2 separate regions of the Mus musculus genome follow, and region 2 is linked to region 1. The links are chromatin contacts, found by Hi-C or POLR2A ChIA-PET in ENCODE. All regions are on one chromosome and are shown on one strand. The core of a region is the stretch at or near the end of the contact, and the rest is flanking DNA. Distances in the headings are between cores, read along the strand shown.

Region 1 (5,112 bases), core at 1,451-3,950:
TTGTTGCAACAGGAAACATGACATTGGCACTTTGAAAGCTGTGGGATTGGGGGGGCAGGCAGAGAGGGGGTGCTGGAGAGATATCCCGGAGGTTAAGAGGACTTACTGTTTTATCATGAGGACCAGAGATCTGACCCTAGTACCCACATCAGGCAGCTTATAACTGCCTGTAACTCCAACTTCAAGGGATCCAATGTATTTCTACCCTTCACTAGCATTTGCATGTAGTCTCACACAGATGTACACATAGATAAAAATAAGTCTTTAAAAAAGTCTGTATTTTTGGGTAATTACTGGGGCAGTGGTCTGAGATGGACAACCCAGTTAGGTAGTCACTGTAGTTTTCTAATGATACACTGATCAAAGTCATGGCTGAGTTAGGGCCGGTAGAAGAGCAAATCTGAGTTGTCTCAAAGAAGAGAGGAGGGTGAGAACTGAAAGCAGAGGGCAGTATGCCTGACTGGGGAGGCAGGATAATGGCCGAACTGAAAGCAGATTAATTTCTTAAACTGGCTCCTCTGAACCACAGCTAGGAGTCATATCAGTGATGGAGGCTGAATGGCATGGCCTAGCCCCTGGGAGTGTTTCTCTGGTCATGAGTGAACTTTCAATGACGTGGGAGTATTTTTGGAAAGGGAGGGCAGCAGATATCTTTCAGATTTAATGGTTTTCTGAGTCAATTTTGCACTGGTGGTAGTCTTCCAGTCATGGCACACACTCTGTGCTGGTGTACTTAGCACACAAGTAATGATGTATGCAGTGCTCTTGGAAAGGAGTAGGGGTTATGAAATCGTTATACTATTATTTTACTGTTTGTGCCAAGGAGCGATCCATCTGGGGTTCTGTTCTCTAGACCCAGAGTGAATACTAATAGGAATTTATGGCACTCTTGTTGGAAATTTCTACTCTCATTTAGAAGCCATTAACAATTGTGTTGATAAAATAATGTTTTAAATGGAGCATATGAAACCCATGCTTAGCAGCTGTACCCTTCCAGAACACTAGCTTATAAAGTACTCCTCGGAGGAGCCTGTGGGTGGGATGAAGTCACCTGAGTAATTTTCTGTAATTATAACCTTCAGAGCTGCTTCCTTTGTCTTTTTCAGGTTAACTTTAAACAAACTCAGCAGCCGCAGCATTGCAGCAACCTATGATTTTCTTTTTCTCTACAAACGTGTGTGTGTGTGTGTGTATGTGTGTGTGTTTCATTGTCAGGGATGGAACCCAGGATCTCTTGCATGCTAGTCAAGTGCTGTATCTCTAAGCTGCACCACATCCTGGAATTTTGTTAAATCGTCACAGTTACAGAGGAAGATAGATTTTTTTTTAAATTCTTGTTCCTTCTTTAGTTTACTTCAATTTATATTTATGAGAAATGTTGGAACTCACAAACAGTGAGCTAGCTATCTGCTTGAAGATTACTGAGCTCAGAATGGCACCTCTCCAATCACTGCTAGGTAGGATTTGGATCTGAGTGAATTCATTCCTACAACATGCCCCTGAGAGCCCCAGAAGGAAATGTTAGTGCCGTGCCCTGTCACAGTTCCATGGTTGGGTTCCTTGTGCGCATCCCAGAATACGACAGTGTCAGGCAAAGCGTAGATGATGCTTAGACTGTGAATGGTGCCTTCCCAGCCCTGCGGTCAAGTCAGGGCGTGGGGCCTCGGAGACCTAGCAAAGGAGGAGCTGAGCCTGACACAGTCTGCTGCTCCCATCACGGCTGGCCACTTAGACACCAGAACCACAGTCCCTAGTCAGCTCTTTAAACTTTATATTACTTAATGTGTAGAGTAAAATGTTGGCCTTCAAAAGCATTTAAACGGTGCCTTGCTGAAGTATATAGCAGAAAGTAGTTATAATACATGGTTGCTATTCTTACCTTTTCTTTTTTCCCTCCCATAAGTAACAAATGATCTAGAATAGTCTGGGGCTTACTTTTTTATTTTTCTTTTATCTTTTTGGATCATCTATTAGCTCTTTCTTACAATGATGAAACAGAAATATCTTTTGTGGGGTGTAAACATGATCAAGTCGGGCTGGCGAGGTGGCTCAGTGATTAAGAGCACTGACTGCTATTCCCGAGGTCCTGAGTTCAAATCCCAGCAACCACATGGTGGCTTACAACCATCTGTAATGAGATCTGACGCCCTCTTCCGGTGTGTCTGAAGACAACTACAGTGTAATTACATATAATAAAAAATAAATCTTTAAAAAAAATGATCAAGTCATCTTGTTATGTTACCCTTTCTAGTAACTTAGGGGCAATGTTTTAGCTTGCTGAGACTGCCTGGAAAGTTCTTTGTGCACACGTATAGGGCCTTGTGTCAGAGAAATGTTTCAGAAGATCTGCAAATAGATCAAGAACATAGGGAAGGCAAACAGAAGGAAGTTAGTCATCTTTGTTGCTTCAGAACTGAGCAAACGTTTTGGGAGAGCGAAGTTCCTGCTGGACATCACTGAATAAGAATGAGTTGATGTCACAGTTGGCCAGAAGCAACTTTTTTTTTTCCTTTTTTTCTTTTTTGTCATACAAAGAGTACAGCAGGATGGGGAGGAGAGAGTGAAGACAAGGGGAAAAGAATTGTAGGGGAAATGAACTGGAGAAGGAATGTAAGAATGGCTCACTTGTTGTGAGTAGCATTGCTATGTATAAAAGCTGTGCTTTTCTTATCAGGAGGAGTCCGCCTTACAGGAGCTGGGAGCAGGGATGTTTCCTGGCTCCTCTCCAGGCTCAGAGGGCCACTGTGTGCTGATCCCTGAAGAGGGCTGTGGAATTATGTTGATTTAGTGTCAAGGAGGAATGGCCCCTGTTGCTTCTTTGTCTCAAAATAGTCCTACAATCATGATGAGTGAAGAAGTGCATAAGACACGGGGCCGTGGAACTCAGAATAGTCGTTTTAGCAGTCAACCTTGGAGAAAAGGCCACTGCCTCTGCCTCTGCCCCTGCCCCTGCCCCTGCCCCTGCCCCTGCCCCTGCCCCTGCCCCTGCTCCCCCCAATCCTAGGCAAATTTGTTGGAAATTGGAATTTGTTGGAACCTGGGTGGCCAGGTTTAGGTAACTAATTGTCCATATTTCTAAAAACTCGGCAGTGTCAAGATTGGCCAAATTCAGGTTGGAATCACCTGAAGCTAGCTAAGTGAATATCTAAGTGAAGCTCTCTAAGGTCCAGGCTTAGAGGAGGAGGGGTTGCAGACACCACTGGTGTCTTGGGTGTACTACTCTTCGTTGTGTGTGCACTGTGCTGTTTGGAGTGTTGAACTTTTCTACTCACTAAATTCCAGTAGTGACCTCAGTTTTGTGACAGTTAAGAGAGGCCATAATTTTTTAGAATTTTCTCTAGGGCTAGGAGAGGCTGAAACAGCCTATCTCACCAAACAGTCCAGTTTTGTTTGTTTGTTTGTTTTTAATCATTTATTTAAAGATCATGGGACATCTTAGTGAACTGTGTACTTGCAGTGTAGCATAGCTTTCATTTGGAATGGATTTTATTTCTGAAAACTGGATAAAATACTTTGGAAAAATAGATGCAGGGGGTGGGGGTTGGAGGGAGACATTGTCAGGAAATAGAGGAAGAGGCACAAGGCTTCTTAAGTGGGCCATTGGTTCCCAAACGGTACCAGCTGTCTAGTCTTGTGGTGCTTCCTCTACATCCTGAGAGGCAGGAGGTAAGCAGCTCACGGTGGAGACAAGGGGTTGGAGGAAACAAGAGATGGAGGCCTGGGGAAGAGGCAGGCATGAGAAAGTGCCTGAGATTGGTATGCAAAGATGAGAGACAGAGACAGTGAGAGGTGGGAACAAAATCTAGAGATCTCCTGTGCTGTGAAGCGTAGAACAGTGTGCTTCTGGAACTCTTTAGTTCAGAAGGCCACAGTTTGGAGCGTCTAAGAGAGAAGCACTCTGAGATAATGATTCTATTTACAGATGTTCACATGCATGTTGGATGTTCACATGTATGTTGACAGTATTTATTGATGCATATCAGAATACAGTATCTCATGCCCCTTTGCAGGTGCCAGCTCATAAGCCATGTGCCATGTGTCTTCCTAGATGTACACTGTGCCTTTTGCATCTGTTGTGGCTTCTAGGTCTCAGCAACCATTTACCCCCAGGTTTCCCCAAGTCTGACTCAGAGAGTCATAGTTTTCCACTGATCTGGACTTTCTGAAAGTAAAGCAATGTGTTATTGGAAAAGCTATGCACAAACACTAGCCAAACATTAGCTTCAAACTTGCCAGATGAAATGTTATTAAATAAGATGCACAAATAAAGGAAACATTTATGAAATATGAGCAAGTCTCCTTAATCTTTGTTATCAGCTACAACTTATAACCTTGGCTTTGCACTAAGGCCTAATTGAGCCTAAGAATAGTTCTTAGACTGCTTCCCCAGAGATCATTCGGTTCTACAGATAGACCTTCAGTTGCATGCCTAGCACTGGATTTTAAGACTTTGGCCAGTAGTCATCCTAGCAGCCTTTCTTCAAGTGAAAGTTTTATTTATGTCATAGACTGTTTCTCTGAGTGCCTACTGTGTCACCATTTCTAATTGTCTACCCTTGTAAACTCTTACCACAACTAGAAATTACCTGGTCAACCACATGACCAAAGAAAGTTTGTAGTTAATTTCCAAATGCTGCCTGGGGCTGAGGGTAAGGTGTACCAAACCCTTTTGGGAAAAAGCACCATGGTTTGCATCAACTTTGTAGAGGGCTCTTATATCCCCAAGAGTTTAAAGACTCCTGCTGTGGAGAGACAGCCTTGTCCTCAGCAGAGATTGCTGCAGTAGAGATCACTAATGCTTATAGGATTATTTAGAATGTCTCTTTATAGTATCTTGGCATATAGAAGTTAACTGCTTTCTATTCATTCATCTTTATCAGATCTTAACAATTGGACATATTTGTTTCAGATCTTTTGTCCCTTCAAGGAAAAGAAAAATAAACTTAGATCTCTCATCCCATGTGTAATGGCTAATTTTTATTGTCAGCTTGAGTAGTCTCTAGGAGACTCTTAGGGGTACATATTTCTAATCCTAATCATTAGGAGTTAGAGGCAGGATCAGGAGAGTTCAAGGCTAATCTTAGCTACATAGCAAGTTTGAGGTCAGCTTGT
Region 2 (5,112 bases), core at 1,541-4,040, 120 kb after region 1:
AATCTGATAATTACTACTTTAAAGATAATCAAGCATCAAGTATATTTTGTTTCCTATCAAGTCTTTTTAACATGTATAATCTGTTGAAATATGTTGAAAAACTTGTTTTCTGTTATGCCTGGTTATCTTCTTGGGGAGTTTTAAGCCATGAGATTTCCCTATATTAATCTACTTCTTCAAGTTATTGTATCTTCTGTTTGAGAACTCAATGCACTTAAAAAACATTAGTGCCCAATGAAGTTATTAGTCCAATAAGATACAACAGAAAAATGTCTTTGTTAGAAATACCAGGAACACATAAGACTCTAGGATAAATTACACTGGTAAATGATATCAAGTTATATTTTACAGGACTTTATGGTTGGGTGAAAATAGAAAAGGCTTAACAATGAACATGTATATAAACTTGTTTGTTTAATATATTAAGTCCAGATAATGAAAATTCTATGAAATTCAATTTCCTAATTCAGGCAGTTAGAGAAGAAAAAAAAAAAAGCTATTTTAACACTCCAACATTGTTCCTGTTCTTCTCTAACTCGAGCCAAGCTTCCTTCAAACTTCTCAGACCTACTCTTTCTCTATGTGGGAGGGAACATAGTTTACACCTAGGTCCTCACCTAACCCCAGCCAGACTCTTAAACCAGCTGACCTCTGCCTCCTCTTTTCCACTCTACAAATAAATCTTCAATGTGTAAGAAAGCAGGAGAGAGGGGAACTGAGTTACCAGGATCTTCCTCTTTGACCCCTTTCTCAATTCCTATAATTAAACCTCTGTTCAAATAGACCAGGAACCCCCAATTTCGTATTAACATTTTAAATTTATAGGTACTCAACTACATTCACCAAGCTGAACTATGAGACAAGAACTTCCAAACTGAACAGAGTGAGGGGTGGGGAGGGAGTGGTAACTGTGTACTTCTGTTCCTGGCCCTGTCTACTGAAACTCACCATCTGAAACACTGAAGGAAAATCAGCACAATTCTAGGATAAGTATTTCACTTGAGTTGCTAAGATACCAGAGAGTAAAATAAAACAAAAAATTGTAACTATCATTATCAACAGTTTATACTTTCTAAACATCAGCTTATTCACCACTTACTAAAATGCAAAATAAACTTACTTCGAATTTTCTCCCCATTTGGAACTCTGATAAACACAAAATCTTACACCTTAAAACTAATAATTCAAGCTGAAGTTCTGAATTTGTCCATAAGATGGTAAATGTTATGAAAATATCAACATTCCACAATGTCTTTAAACACAATAAGTTCCACAGTTTTATTTTTTACATAAAGACAAAACCCTTTTGCAGTGCCTGGTCACATTTTGACTAGAATACACAAAGCCACAGACACTTCAGTTTTCAATTTACTTCTCCAAGCGACTGGTCTTCACCCAATAGAGAATTCTATAAATCTGAATTACAGCCTCCCACAGTGTGCTCGCTAATATTTGAATTGTCTCAATTGTTAAGCTTTTTTCCCCTTCTTCTGAAATTTACCTTTAAAGGTCTTTTCTTTAAGGGAGATGAAAAAGTGTAGGCTTTTTGAGGAAGTAGTTGTTAACTGTATGTACTATCAAGCTCCACAGAGTGGCCAAAGAGGCTTATTCCCCCTGAGAATCTATTTCAGAGAGAGAGAGATAACGTGAGCAGGAGAGAACACATACCTGGTCATTTTCCCAGCAGGTTCGATAGGTTTGATTCGCTTGTAAGAGCAGAGTATTTACTTACAATCTTTAAAAGCAAAGTGGCACCCAGCGCACTGTGTAAATAAAAACCTCAGAGGTTTAAAAACCCTCATCCTAACTCACTTCCCCTTGGTTCAGGGGACGGCACAGCCAACCCCACAGCAAATGAGATTATGCAACAGGTTTTTCCTCTCTAATCATGGGCTGATTAGAGGTGTGCGTTCTCCAAACAATCTGAGACACACAGGACTTCAAAACACCAAGGATCTTTGCAACAGGCGTTTAAGAAAAGTTCTTTCCAATTTTGCACAAGCCATTCATTTTAAGATCTCCTTGTACTTTCCCCAAGTGTATTATCAGCTTTCTGTAGGAAACAACCCGTCGCTCTTAAAGAGTTTGCATGTATGTCCTCCTTAGGGTTTTTTTTTTTCCACGTGAAACTACACCGTACACACACACACACACACACACACACCGTCCGTTGTTTCCCCGTTTTCATGTCTCACATTTTACAGCTACTGTAAATAAAGGAGTCACCGGCGGACCGTTTTCCTCCAACACCGTGACGGGAGCCCCGGAATGAAAGTTGAGTTTTGGGGGTGGGTTTTTTTTTTTTTTTCCTTGTTTAAGGAAGCGACACGGTCGCTCCCCAGGTGGCCTCGCTGGCTGCCTGCACACACACAAGGTGAATTTGGGATTATGGAAACAGTCAGGGCCCCACTTGGCAGGCGTGTTGTGTAACAGTCTGGAAGTGAGCAGCTTCGCCCGCCCAGGTGCCGGCGACCCGCGGCCCGGGGCTCGTTCGCCCGCTCGCCCGCTCGCCCGCTCGGCGCGGCGAGGCCGGGGCGCCCCCGCGGCTCGGGCCGACCCCCAGCGCGGCCTACACACCCCCCGCCGCCGCCGTCGCCGCTCCGGGCCGCCGTGGCCCGCCGGCCCCCGGCCGGGGAGAGCGCGCGGCGGCCGGCACGAGGAGCGGACGCGCCTCCCAGCCGGCCCGCGGCCCGCCGCGAACACTTACTTGAGGGGCCGCCGGCTCCAGGCTCGCGGAGGGGAGCGAGCGTTGTCACCGCGTCGCCCAGCCGTCGCTCGCGCGTCCTCCTCGCCGCCGGGGCTTCTCCTCTGAAGGGTGGGCGGAGAGCTTAGCGAGAGCCCGGGCGTTTGCAACTTTTCTTCACTTTCTCTTCCACCGCCCCCCGAAAGAGGGAAAAAAAAATGTCGACAGGGATGAAGAAGTTGAGGTAAAGTTGGGGGTCCGCGCGGGAAAAGCGAGAGGGGGAGGGTAAATGGTTGGAAACGGGATGAGAGCCCCCCCAAACGGTGATGCCCGCAGGAGGGGACCAGGGGGGGTAGTGTGGGGGTTGGGGAGAGAGAAAGAGTCGCTGGTCAGGAAACTTCAAGCGCGGATGAGGTCATCGGTTTAAAAATAAAGAGATGGCGTCACTTGAAACCAATCCCAGTGAATGAACTCAGCGGAGCCCGGGGGGGAAAGGAGGAGACGGGCGAGGGCGGGGCGGGGGGCGGGGTGGGGGGGCGGGGTCTCCGGCCCAGGCCGCGCATCGCCCGCCCCTCGGCGCTCGTCCCCGCGAGCCGGAGCCTCCGGAGCCTCCGGGAGGCGGGCTCGGGTCGCGTACCGGGCCGACCGAGCGGCGCCTCGGCGCTCCGGGTTCGCGGCCCGGGAGCCTGGGTCTGTGGCCCGCCCGCCTCCTGCCCGCGCTGGGGTCTCTCCTCCGACGGAGGCGGCTGCTCCAATGCCCCCACTCTAGGGGAAGGAAAGCAAGGCGATCTGAGAGTGCTGCAGTCAATCATTTTGTAAGAAGGTCCCGGAATCCCAAATCCGGGGCTTTTCTCTTGAGAGGGAAGTTACAGGTACTTGAAGGAAAACTGCACCGGTGATATCAAACATATCTTCACCTATGTCTTCGTCCTTGAAAGACCCTACTACACGAGTGCGGGCAAACGCAGCCAAGAATTATTTTTTCTAAAAGAATCTTTTCTGCGTGCCCTCGAGATGGCTCAACAAGTAAAGGGTCCATGCGGTGGAGAGAACCGCCTTTGAAAGTTGTCCTCAGTCCACATGCTGTTCCCCACCCCGCTACACACACACACACACACAAATAAATAAATAAAATGTAATACACACACACAAATAAAATGTAATAAGACGTTAAAGGTATTTTAGGGTTGTTAGGAGCACTGACGGCTCGATTCCCAGCACCCACATGGCAGCCCAGAACCATCTGTAACTCCAGTTCCAGGGGATCTGATGCCCTCCGCTGACCTCCATGGGCACCGAGCACACATGGGGCGCACACACAAACATGAAATCAAAACGCCCTTACACATTAAGTAAGTATTCTCGACATCGGTAGTACAGCATCATCTTTAAGTCAAACCAGAGTTCACTTGCTTTCAAGAGATGCAAGACCTACTTGAGCCTACTTTAACTCCAAGTCTTTCATGGGTTTGGGTTTTTTGTTTGTTTTGGTTTGCTTTTGCTTTTGCTTTTTTCTCCCTTCTTTTCAAAGTAGCTTTGTTTTGAGACACTACCTACTTAGGAAAATGAGAGACCTGAGGTGGCGACAACCACTCTCAGCAACTGAATAGGACAATCGAAGCTTTATTCCAGTGTTCTTTGAGCATCTGAGCTTGAAGCTTCTACTAAAAAGGACTCACGTGGATATCACATAACAAAGATGAGATCAATGACAGAAAAGCACACTTCGAGTGGACTGGCCCAAGAACCAGATTCCTGTACCCCTCAACACACGCCATCTGCAGGGTACTGAAGTAAGGATTCCGGCCTTCAAGCAGTATGTTGAGGTGAATCGATGTGGGCACCGCCTAGGTGGCTTGGCGTGCTTTCCGAGTGGGTTAGAAAGGTAACGTTTCTGTTAGTCCTCTCCCACCTTTAAACCCTGCAACAAAGGTGCACCCGTTAAGGCTGGCAATCATTAATCATTTAAGGTAACCATTATGGAATATGCCTCCGGGGACTTGCAGGTCATCTTTCAGAGTGAAAAAGGGAGCCCTTTTGGAGGTGAGAACCGCAGAAGCTGCAAGCTGAGCTTGCCGATGCCGACCCAGCTTAGAGGAGAGGTGCCTTTGACCTTCTGCGGATTTGAGTGGAGGCGGCTCCCTGTCCTCTCGTGGCAGGACGCGGTACTGCAGCGTCACCAGCTGACAACCACCAAGACGCCTGCTTTTGGAAGTTGGGAGAGGAGTAGGTGAAAAAGAGCTATATAAGGAGTCCCCTAGCTCAGGAAAAAAAAAAAAAGTTTGTTTGTTTGTTTGTTTTTTTAAATGTTCTGGTCTAGCCAGGTGTGATGGTACACAGGTAGCAAGACAATTCTGGCACTCGGGACACTGGCTGGACCAGCGTGGTGGCTCTCTGGGTAAAAGGCCTGAGGACCTAAGTTCCATCCT

The links. Hi-C counts contacts between places; a loop is a spot of excess contacts on that map. ChIA-PET counts read pairs that join two places held with the same protein, here RNA polymerase II (POLR2A).
Region 2: POLR2A ChIA-PET joins it to region 1 with 46 read pairs in Patski. The contact joins the promoter of 1700055D16Rik here to the enhancer-like site in region 1. A Hi-C loop is called at or near these places in 3 of 37 maps with a recorded cell type or tissue (gastrocnemius and v-Abl transformed pro-B cells). POLR2A ChIA-PET finds 5 or more read pairs at or near these places in 1 of 5 experiments (Patski).

Annotation. Positions count from the first base shown.
Region 1 is chr6:134,668,616-134,673,727 of GRCm38, forward strand. All of the region lies in intron 2 of Borcs5 (BLOC-1 related complex subunit 5), which reads left to right. Among named protein-coding and RNA genes, the nearest start is that of Borcs5, 30 kb to the left of the region's middle. Within about 2 kb of position 2,701, at least 1 of the 3 ENCODE cell types and tissues checked has a DNase peak (open chromatin) inside an H3K27ac peak, as active enhancers do.
Region 2 is chr6:134,789,570-134,794,681 of GRCm38, forward strand. 1700055D16Rik (RIKEN cDNA 1700055D16 gene) reads left to right here and starts at 2,791. Exons shown (of 2, transcript NR_151454.1): 1 at 2,791-2,927. Dusp16 (dual specificity phosphatase 16) reads right to left here and starts at 3,059. Exons shown (of 7, transcript NM_130447.3): 1 at 2,708-3,059.